Linked DNA regions of Homo sapiens: region 2 is linked to region 1. The links are chromatin contacts, found by Hi-C or POLR2A ChIA-PET in ENCODE. All regions are on one chromosome and are shown on one strand. Each heading gives the region's core, a stretch centred on a gene start or an enhancer-like site at or near the end of the contact. The rest is flanking DNA. Distances are from core to core; before and after follow the strand shown. Region 1 overlaps SLC35F2 (solute carrier family 35 member F2). Region 2 overlaps RAB39A (RAB39A, member RAS oncogene family).

Evidence for each region. A loop is a pair of places that touch in the nucleus more often than their neighbours do. ChIA-PET counts read pairs that join two places held with the same protein, here RNA polymerase II (POLR2A). Pooled maps may share reads with other maps.
Region 2: a loop to region 1 is called in a pooled map, with 2.4 times the contacts of the local background. The contact joins two enhancer-like sites. A Hi-C loop is called at or near these places in 2 of 50 pooled maps. POLR2A ChIA-PET finds 5 or more read pairs at or near these places in 4 of 52 experiments (HEK293, Panc1, activated CD4-positive, alpha-beta T cell and 1 more).

The regions. Positions count from the first base shown.
Region 1 is chr11:107,838,090-107,842,952 of GRCh38, reverse strand. All of the region lies in intron 1 of SLC35F2 (solute carrier family 35 member F2), which reads left to right. Among named protein-coding and RNA genes, the nearest start is that of SLC35F2, 18 kb to the left of the region's middle. RefSeq lists a silencer at 967-1,026 and enhancers at 2,228-2,277, 1,573-2,772. Within about 2 kb of position 2,037, at least 30 of the 41 ENCODE cell types and tissues checked have a DNase peak (open chromatin) inside an H3K27ac peak, as active enhancers do.
Region 2 is chr11:107,955,312-107,960,174 of GRCh38, reverse strand. The region is part of intron 1 of RAB39A (RAB39A, member RAS oncogene family); the gene reads right to left. Among named protein-coding and RNA genes, the nearest start is that of RAB39A, 29 kb to the right of the region's middle. RefSeq lists an enhancer at 2,796-2,955. Within about 2 kb of position 2,939, at least 2 of the 41 ENCODE cell types and tissues checked have a DNase peak (open chromatin) inside an H3K27ac peak, as active enhancers do.

The DNA.
Region 1 (4,863 bases), core at 788-3,287:
TGAATATACCACACTTTATTCATTCATGCTGTTGATGGGCATTTGGGTTTTTTCCGGGTTTTTTGCTATTGTATACAGACTTCTAGAAACAGTCTTATGCAGATCTCCTGTTGATCATGTGTAAAGGGCTTCTTTCATTCACAGACATGCACATATACATATATCTAGAAGCAGAATTGCTGGTTTATAGGGCAGGTGATTGTTAGACTTCATAAAATAATGCCAAACTGTTTTCCAAAGCAGTCGTACCAATTTCCACTCCTAAATTAGCCAGGTATGGCGGTACACACCTGTAGTCCCAGCTACTGGGCAGGCTGAGGTGGGAGGATCGCTTGAGCCCAAGAGGTGGAGGTTGCAGTGAGCTGAGATTGCGCCACTGCATTCCAGCCTGGGTGACAGAGTGAGGCGGTATTAAAAAATTTTATTTTTAATTAGAGGGGTATGGTGGCACATTTCCTGTAATCCCAGCTACTTGGGAGGCTGAGGCATGAGAACTGCTTGAACCCAGGAGGCGGAGGTTGCAGTGAGTTGACATCATGCTACTGCACTTCAGCCTGGCAACAGAGTGAGACTCTGGCTCAAAAAATAAAAAAATTAAAAATTTTTTTTCCACTTCCACCAGCTGTATATGAGAAATCCTGTAAAACAACTTCCAGTCAAGCTTTAATTTTTTTTTTTTTTTTTTTTTTTTTTTTGTGAGACGGAGTCTCACTCTGTCGCCCAGGCTGGAGTGTAGTGGCGCAATCTTGCCTCACTGCCTCCCAGTTTCAAGTGATTCTTGTGCCTCAGCCTCCTGAGTAGCTGGGGTTATAGGCACACCACCACGCCCAGCTAATTTTTGTATTTTTATTTTTATTTTTTATTTTTCTTTATTTTTCTTTTTTTTTGAGACGAAGTCTTGTTCTTTCACCTAGGCTGGAGTGCAGTGGCACGATCTCAGCTCACTGCAACCTCCACCTCCTGGGTTCACGCAATTCTCCTGCCTCAGCCTCCCGAGTAGCTGGGATTACAGGTGCACACCACCACGCCCGGCTAATCTTTTGTGTATTTTTAGTAGAAACGGGGTTTCACTATGTTGGCCAGACTGGTTTCGAACTCCTGACCTCATGATCCGCTCGCCTCGGCCTTAATTTTTGTATTTTTAGTAGAGACAGGGTTTTGCCATGTTGGCTAGGCTGGTTTTGAACTTCTGGCCTCAACTGATCCACCTGCCTCATCCTTCCAAAATGCTGGGATTACAAGTGTGAGCCACTGCGCCCGGCCAGGCTTTAAAATTTTTGATGGTCAAATGAATGTAAAATAACATCTTAATTTACATATGCCTGATCCCTAATGAAGTTGGGTCTCTGTCTATGTTTATTGGCTTTAGTGTACTTTTTTTTTTTTTTTTTTTTGAGTTGGAGTCTCTTTCGTCTAGGCTGGAGTGCAGTGGCACAGTCTCCGCTCACTGTGGCCTCCGCCTCCTGGATTCAAGCAATTATCCTGCCTCAGCCTCCTGAGGAGTTGGGATTACAGGTCTGCACCACCACACTTGGCTAATTTTTGTATTTTTAGTAGAGACAGGGTTTCACCATGTTGGTCAGGCTGGTCTTGAACCCCTGACCTCAGGTGATCCACCTGCCTTGGCCTCCCAAAGTGCTGGGATTACAGGCATGAGCTGCCACACCCGGCCGGCCTTAGTGTACTTCTGTGAAGTGCTGCTGTTCTGTGAAATACCCACCTTTTCCATATTATTTTCCTGTTAAACAGATTGCTCTATACACATTGCAACTTAACGGATTTAAAGATCCCACCTGAGACTGACAAAATTTTGGGCTTGCATCAGGTTCCCCGATAATCCTCGTTCTTGTGTGGTAGTGGAAGTTGAAAAGTTTTTGAGCCTATTCAGAGTTGTCTGGATTAAATTAGGAGAAGTTGAAGCTAGTTTAAGGGAGGCGTATGACAGTTTTTCTGGTTTGGGGCCTGTAGGGTGTTGAAAGACTAGAAGGGATGACATGACTCATAGGAAATCTCCTCGCCGCCTCCGCTTCCCTCACTGGGCCAGGTCTCCACGAGCTTTCTAGATTAGTCACAGACTCCTGTTTTCTTCAGGTGCCTGATTGGTGTGTGACGAGTGTAGTAGGTCAGTTGTTAGAGGTACTGGTGGTGTCCAGCTCACCACTGGCATAGGAAAGAAAAAAAAGAGGATTTATTACTTTACAGAATCATGGAGGGTTACGCTGCCAAACCACAGAGAGACCAGAGAAGCAGCAGGAGCCAGGAGTCCAAACCACAGCAGGATTCTGTGTAAGCCTTTGTGCATTGCGTTTGCTGTTGGCTTCATTCTTCCAGCTGCATGCCAGTTGATTATCTTCATCTGAGGATTGCATTGGACAATTTAGATCACACAAAACACAAAATGAACAAACCCCTCAAGTGTTGAAAGCGATTTTTGTTTTGATAATCCGCAATGAGGGAAATCTAGTTTTTACAATAGTTAAAGAGAATCGTCCTTCAGAACCTTCTGTTCTGCCTCAATGGGCAGGCAGTGTTAAGAATTGAACATTTTATGTGGCTTCTTGGCTGCCTGTTGAGAACAGGGTTTGTTTGTGCTCAGTCCCTGTGCCAGACTGGGATGGGCAGAGGGAGGGTTGTATGCCTGTCTCAGGGATGTACTCTCTTGCAATCCAGACTTGTGAAATGGCAGCACGTTTATTACCAACCCTAATCCTATGCTTCCTGATCCTACCTGCCTCCCACCCCAGCACCCACCTTTTCAGCCCTCCTGGAGCTCCTCTGTGTCTTTTGGAGTGTGTCCATGTTTGTGCACCTCTTAGAATTTTTCTCACAGAAGAGTTGTGGGGAGGGAGGATCCTGGAGGCAGAGGCCACATACTCCATATATTGCCCACAGTTGAATGCTGCCCTCTTTATTTTGCCCCCTTCCCCCTAATCTAGGCAATAGACTTAAGTTCCTCTGACCCATATCCAAAGAGAATAGCTGATATGAAAATGTGTTTCAGGTTGGGCACGGTGGCTTACACCTGTAATCCCAGCACTTTAGGAGGCCAAGGCAGGGGGATCACCTGAGGTGGGGAGTTTGAGACCAGCCTGACTAACATGCAGAAACCCCATATCTACTAAAAATACAAAATTAGCCAGGCGTGGTGGCGCATGCCTGTAATCCCAGCTACTTAGGAGGCTGAGGCAAGAGAATCGCTTGAACCCAGGAGGCAGAGGTTGCGATGAGCCGAGATCGCACCATTGCAATCCATCCTGGGCTACAAGAGCGAAACTCCGTCTCAAAAAGAAAATGTGTTTCACGCTTTCTCCTTTCAGCCAATGAAAGCCAGATGACAAAGAGAAGGATATCATACATGGATTTTATATTTTCCCTTATTTTTATCAGAACACCCCTTATTAAAATAATTGTAGAACATATAACCATATGGGTTTGGCTAATCAGTACCCTTTGTTAGAGAGGCAGGGTAATATGTTTTCTTTTTCTTTTTTTGAAACGGTGTCTTGCCCCATTGTTCAGGCTGGAGTGCAGTGGTGTGATCTCTGCTCACTGTAACCTCTGCCTCCTGGGTTCAAGTGATCCTCCCACCTCAGCCTCTTGAGTAGCTGGGATTACAAGCATGTGCCATGACGCCCAGCTAATTTTCATGTTTTTAGTAGAGACGGGGTTTCACCATGTTGGCCAGGCTGGTCTTGAACTCCTGACCTCAAGTGATCCCCACATCTTGGCCTCCCAAAGTGCTGGGAATACAGGAGTGAGTCACTGCGTCCAGCCAGAGCCAGGGTAATTTGTACCAATTGATCTCCCTGTATGGTATCATAATTGTCAGTATTACATATGGTATATTTTATTGTTGTCAGGGAAGTAGTGTATGGAACGGGAAAAATGTAGACTTACTAATTTTCTGATCTTGGAAAAGTTACTTCTGAACAGCTGAAACTGTTACAACTATTTTTCAACAGTATAATGGTACTAATAATCTCTATCTCACAAGAGTTTTTGTGATATTTAAGAGAAACTTATCGGCCAGGTGTGGTGGCTCATGCCTGTAATCCCAGCACTTTGGGAGGCCGAGATGGGCAGATCACCTGAGGTCAGGAGTTCGAGACCAGCTTGGGCAATATGGCGAAACCTCATCTCTACTAAAAATATGAAAATAAGCCAGGCATGGAGGTGCACGCCTGTAGTCCCAGCTACTTGGGAGGCTGAGGCAGGAGAATCGCTTGAACCCAGGAGGCAGAGGTTGCAGTGAGATGAGATAGCGCCACTGCACTCCAGCCTGGGGGACAGAGCAAGACTGTCTCAAAAAAAAAAAAAAAAAAAAAGAGGGCCGGGCAAAGTGGCTCACGCCTGTAATCCCAGCACTTTGGGAGGCCGAGATGGGCAGATCACCTGAGGTCAGGAGTTCAAGACCAGCCTGGCCAACATGGTGAAACCCCATCTCTACGAAAAATACAAAAATTAGCTGGGCGTGGTGGCGGGCGCCTGTAATCCCAGCTACTCGGGAGGCTGAGTCAGGAGAATCGCTTGAACCCAGGAGGTGGAGGTTGCAGTGAGCCGAGAGTACGCCGTTGTACTCCAGCCTGGGTGACAAAAGCAAAACTCCATCTCAAAAGAAAAGAAACGAAAAGAAACATCATATATAAGTACTTAGTATGGCACCCACACACATTTATTTTTATTAAGCCACTTCACTTTTGTTGAGGTAAGAAAGGTTTTATGAATCCCTAATAAATGCAAGTAGTGTACTTGCAGTGTAACAGTGGTTATGAGCTCAGCCTCTGGAGCCACACTGCTTGGGTTGGTCTCCAGGTTCTGCCATTTGCTAGTTGTGTGATATTGGGCAAGTTACTTAACATCTCT
Region 2 (4,863 bases), core at 1,690-4,189, 120 kb before region 1:
GCAGTGGCGTGATCTTGGCTCACTGCAACCTCCGCCTCCTGGGTTCAAGCAATTCTCCTGCCTTGGCCTCCCAAGTAGCTGGGACTATAGGCGCATGCCACCACCCCCAGCTAATTTTTGTATTTTTAGTGGAGACAGGGTTTCACCATGTTGGCCAAGATGCTCTCGATCTCTTGACCTTGTGATCCACCTGCCTCGGCCTCCCAAAGTGCTAGGATTACAGGCGTGAGCCACCGCGGCCAATATTGGATTAATTAACCTTATTGGAGAGGAAAAGTGCTAAATGCTGTATAAACCAGAGATCCCATGAGTCTCAGTTTCCAGTTTGTCAATGGTCTTTTAGCAAACTCATCTGACTACTTGCCTGAGGCACCAAGATCTTTGTGAATGGCCAGTGGGTTATTTGTTACCGTCATACTTTCCTACTTGTCCTCATTGCTGAAATCACAGCTCAGTTCAGTGCCCTGATGCCATAAATAGCTTTGTTGTGGGAGTGCAAACCATTTTACCTCCTCTTTCTTTCTATTTCTCCTGCTTCCCTGTTTCTCCTCAGAATTCCTAGTAGAGAGATTCCCAAGTGGCTATTTTTGAAAAACTTTTGTCAAGGACTATAGTATTATAGAGAAATTGAGTTTTTCACCAACCCGATGCTTAGATTCTAAAAATAAAAAAAGAAAAGAAATTGACAATAAGAAAAATCTCCCACCATCTTTGGCAGGCTATGAATAATGCAGTTGCTATATTTTAACTTTGAGGGATAACTAATTTGTTATTGTTTTGTCACTCATCTTTATATGTGTGAATTTAGGCAGATGTGCAGTGTCTTAAGAGAAATCTAATTAAGGCTATGTTCTTAGACTGAAAGCTTGAATTTACTCAGCATCAAGCCTGCATCACTTTTATCCCTCCTATCCATTTAATTTACCATTACTAGAATATTTTAAAAATGCCTTTTGTGGCTGAAAACTCAATGCTGAAATGCTTATGTATTACACAGAGGCATGTTTTTCACTGTAGGAAATACTATGTTTTCTTTTCTTTTCTTTTTTTTTTTGAGACGGAGTTTTTGTTCTGTTGCCCAGGCTGGAATGCAATGGCACAATCTTGGCTCACTGCAACCTCTGCCTCCTAGGTTCAAGCAATTCTCCTGCCTCAACCTCCTGACTAGCTGGGATTACAGGCGCCCACCACCATGCCCAGCTAATTTTTTAATTTTTAGTAGAGATGAGTTTTTACCATGTTGGCCAGGCTGGTCTCGAGCTCCTGACCTCAGGTGATCCACCCACCTTGGCCTCCCAGAGCACTAGGATAACAGGCATGAGCCACCGCGCCCGGCCAGGAAATACTATCTTTTCAAAAAACTTATTTTTTATTTTCTTTTTAAAATAAGCAACCCTATTAACTGATTGTATTTAATTTTGAAAACACATTTAGATTACAGTTGGCAAATCATCCTACAGAATAAAATTATAGCAAAGTATATGTAATACACATTATAAAAAAACCCTTATTAATAATTAGTTGGGAATAAAAGGACTCAATATAACATCTGTCACTTCTATGTAATAACCTGATTTCTAGCTTCTGTGTGTGGGTCTGTGGGGCTTCAGATTCAGATATAGTTGTCCTGCAGGTAGTGTTTTTCCTAAAACAATTGGGCACTGTTGCTATCAATCATCTGGGGGAAGAAGCAGAGCTTCAGATGGAAAACTTGAACTGAAAGGCAGGTCTTACAGAGGTGTTGAGGGAGCAGCTATCTTTCTCTTGACCTTCCTCCCATAAGTTGAGACACTTAGGTCTCTAGAAGTTCTTGAAGGAATTATGAGAAGGTAGGGAACAGACTCTAAAAGCACTAGGTAGGGAGGCCTCCCTGTAAGGAACTGAAGAGTTGATGAGGAGTAACAATTATTTTTAAGCAACAATCTCTTGTAGTATGGCACTTTATGTCTATTTCCCTCTAGGCTTTGAAAGTCTCCCTGAATGGGTGGGGTGCAGTGGCTCTCACCTGTAATCCCAGCAATTTGGGAGGCCAAGGTGGGCAGATCACCTGAGGTCAGGAATTCGAGACCAACCTGGCCAACATGGTGAAACCCCGTCTCTACCAAAAATACATAAAATAGCCAGGCATGGTGGTGCATGCCTGTAGTCCAAGCTACTTGGGAGGCTGAGGCAGGAGAATTGCTTGAACCCAGGAGGCAGAAGTTGCAGTGAGCTGAGATCACACCATTGCACTCCAGCCTGGGCGACAGAGACTCTGTCTCAAAAAAAAGAAAGAAAAAAAAAAGTCTCCCTGAATTAATGGATGATTTAAGGGAAGGAAAAAAATTGTGGGGTCAGGGAATGGAGGGAAGAAAAGAACAGAAGCAAGGAAGGAAGAGAGAAATAAATGGCATGGATTCTAATCTGGTCTGGTGTGTTATGAGGGAATGAAGAGGTGAGACTATTCTCTGGCAAGAATGATAAAGCAGATACAAAACCCCTAAATACAGTGTGAGGGTGATGTGATGATAGGGAAGGTGAATTCTGGAGGAGAGGGTTCGGGGTTATAAGCTCCTAGCAGTCGCTTGTCCCTCTCAAGTGGAAGATCTGGTTTTAATTATAAAAGAAAGCTGCTGGTTCTTTCATACTTTGAAAGCTACACTATCAGCAAATCTTATCCCATTGCCAGAGGAGCAGTCTCCTTTCCTTGCCTTAATTGAAAACTGCTGGTCCCTGAGAACACTGCTTCCCCTGCAGCACACTCACGTTGCCCATTCTCTAGGATCAGGAGGAGATGGCTTCTGTTTCCCCAGTGCAACTTCCTGATAATTATTCTTTCCCAACCCCTGTTGTAAAAAAAATCTCCTGCTCCTTTGAGGCTTATGCCATCTGGCTCTGCCAACTGCTGTCATCTTCCAACTGCTTGGTCATTCTCCATGTACTAAAGATTTTAGCACTTTGTTTTTCTTTCTGTTTCAATTCCTGTCATTCTGCTTACTGATTTCAACATCCATTTGGATGAGCTGCCTGGTGTCACTTCTCAAATTCCTTGACTCCCTCATCTCTAATAAACCTTTCTCTCTATTCTTCCTTTCTTATCCATTTCCTTTTCATCAGAAATATTAATTACCTCCAAAACTGGAAATTTACACAGTCCACTAAAAATATCAAAACCTCACAGTCTGCCAGCCTGTCTATTCTTTTTTACTGTGGTGATTCTTTAATTTCATCAAGATTTGTAATCCACTGACCAACTCTATCACTTTCTATCCATTAATACTCTCCTACCTTTGCCTTCTTCCATATCTTGAGTTCAATGAGACATCATTATAATTGTTCTCTTGGAAATATCTCAATTTCCAAGCCTCTTTCCCTCTGTCATATTCATCTGGGAAACTTCTATCTCTGGATCAGTCCAGCATGCAGCTGTATGTTTCCGGGGAAAATCACTCAACCAGGCAGGCTGGTGTCACTATGAATTAATTATAACCAATCCCAAGTGGGCACTCAACACTGCTGAGGAATACTGCTAATAACAGGAGAAACTCTTCCTTTTTTCCTCACATTTATGCTTCTACTATAGGAAGAAATGGAAGTTCCATTCAACCTTCCTCTCCCCATAAAAGAGAACTGGAGGCACATTTTAACCCTCTTACTAATCACTCCATAGAAGGACAAATGGCTGCTCTGTTTGGCTAGAGTATGTTTCTTAGGCTGTGGGCAGGATCATTGTGTGTTCAAGGTCAGTACTCTTGTATAGCGTCCTTTTCCCTCCTTTCCTCTTTCTGGATCCATGCTACTGGCTTGCTGATTATCAGAGTCATGCAGGTGCCATGTCAATACTGCTCACTGTTGAATATCAATGGTTTTCAAGTACCTAGCACATAGTGGGCATTCAGTGCACCTTAGTGAATGAATGAATGGTTGATTTGGTCTAAGCCACTTACATAGCTGTTGTGAAAATAGGAGAAATATCAGAGAGAGTGAGGAAGTTTGAGGGAAAGAGATACTAGCAGTGCAAAAAAAGAAAGGTGCCCAACATTATATCTATTACTAGTGTGGTCTTATGTTCTCACACTGAGGTCATTGAGTTGCTATGAGCATTATCAGTGTTGGAGGGGGTGGATAAATTATATATTCAGAAATACATACATCCTAAAGATATATCCAATGAAAATACAGTAGCCAGCAATCTCTGTGAAGTTTCTTGGGGGAAGGGAGTCCTTTAATCAGGGGTATGTTGATGAAACCTCTCCAAAGAAGAAAAGTTACCATATTTTATACCCCCTACTAAAAAAAAAAATGCATAATACTTGGTGAAACTTTTTCATTTTTTAAAATTTTTATAATTGTTTCTGAGATGGAGTTTCACTCTTGTTGCCTAGGCTGGAGTGCAATGGTGTGATCTCGGCTCACCACAACCTCCACCTCCCAGGTTCAAGCACTTCTCCTGCCTCAGCCTCCTGAGTAGCAGGGATTACAGGCATGCACCACCACACGTGGCTAATTTTGTATTTTTAGTAGAGATGGGATTTCTCCATGTTGGTCAGGCTGGTCTCGACCTCCCAACCTCAGGTGATCCGCCTGCCTCGGCCTCCCAAAGTGCTAGGATTACAGGCGTGAACCGTTTTTAATTTTGGAGGAAACATTATCAGTATAATGTGCTTCTCTGATCCATTAAGTGGAAAACCCAAAAGCTTGCTAGCTTTGATAGAGCTGAAAGCAAGAGAAGTCCCTTCGGCTGGTCCAAGCTACAGTGCAAGCCCACTTGGCCCATGGTCCATCAGATCTAATGGTGCCTGCCTGAAGTACCTCTAGCAGCCTGGAATGCTCATCAGGCCCAGGAAACCTCCACTGGACAATTACAGAAGTGGCATTTTGGAA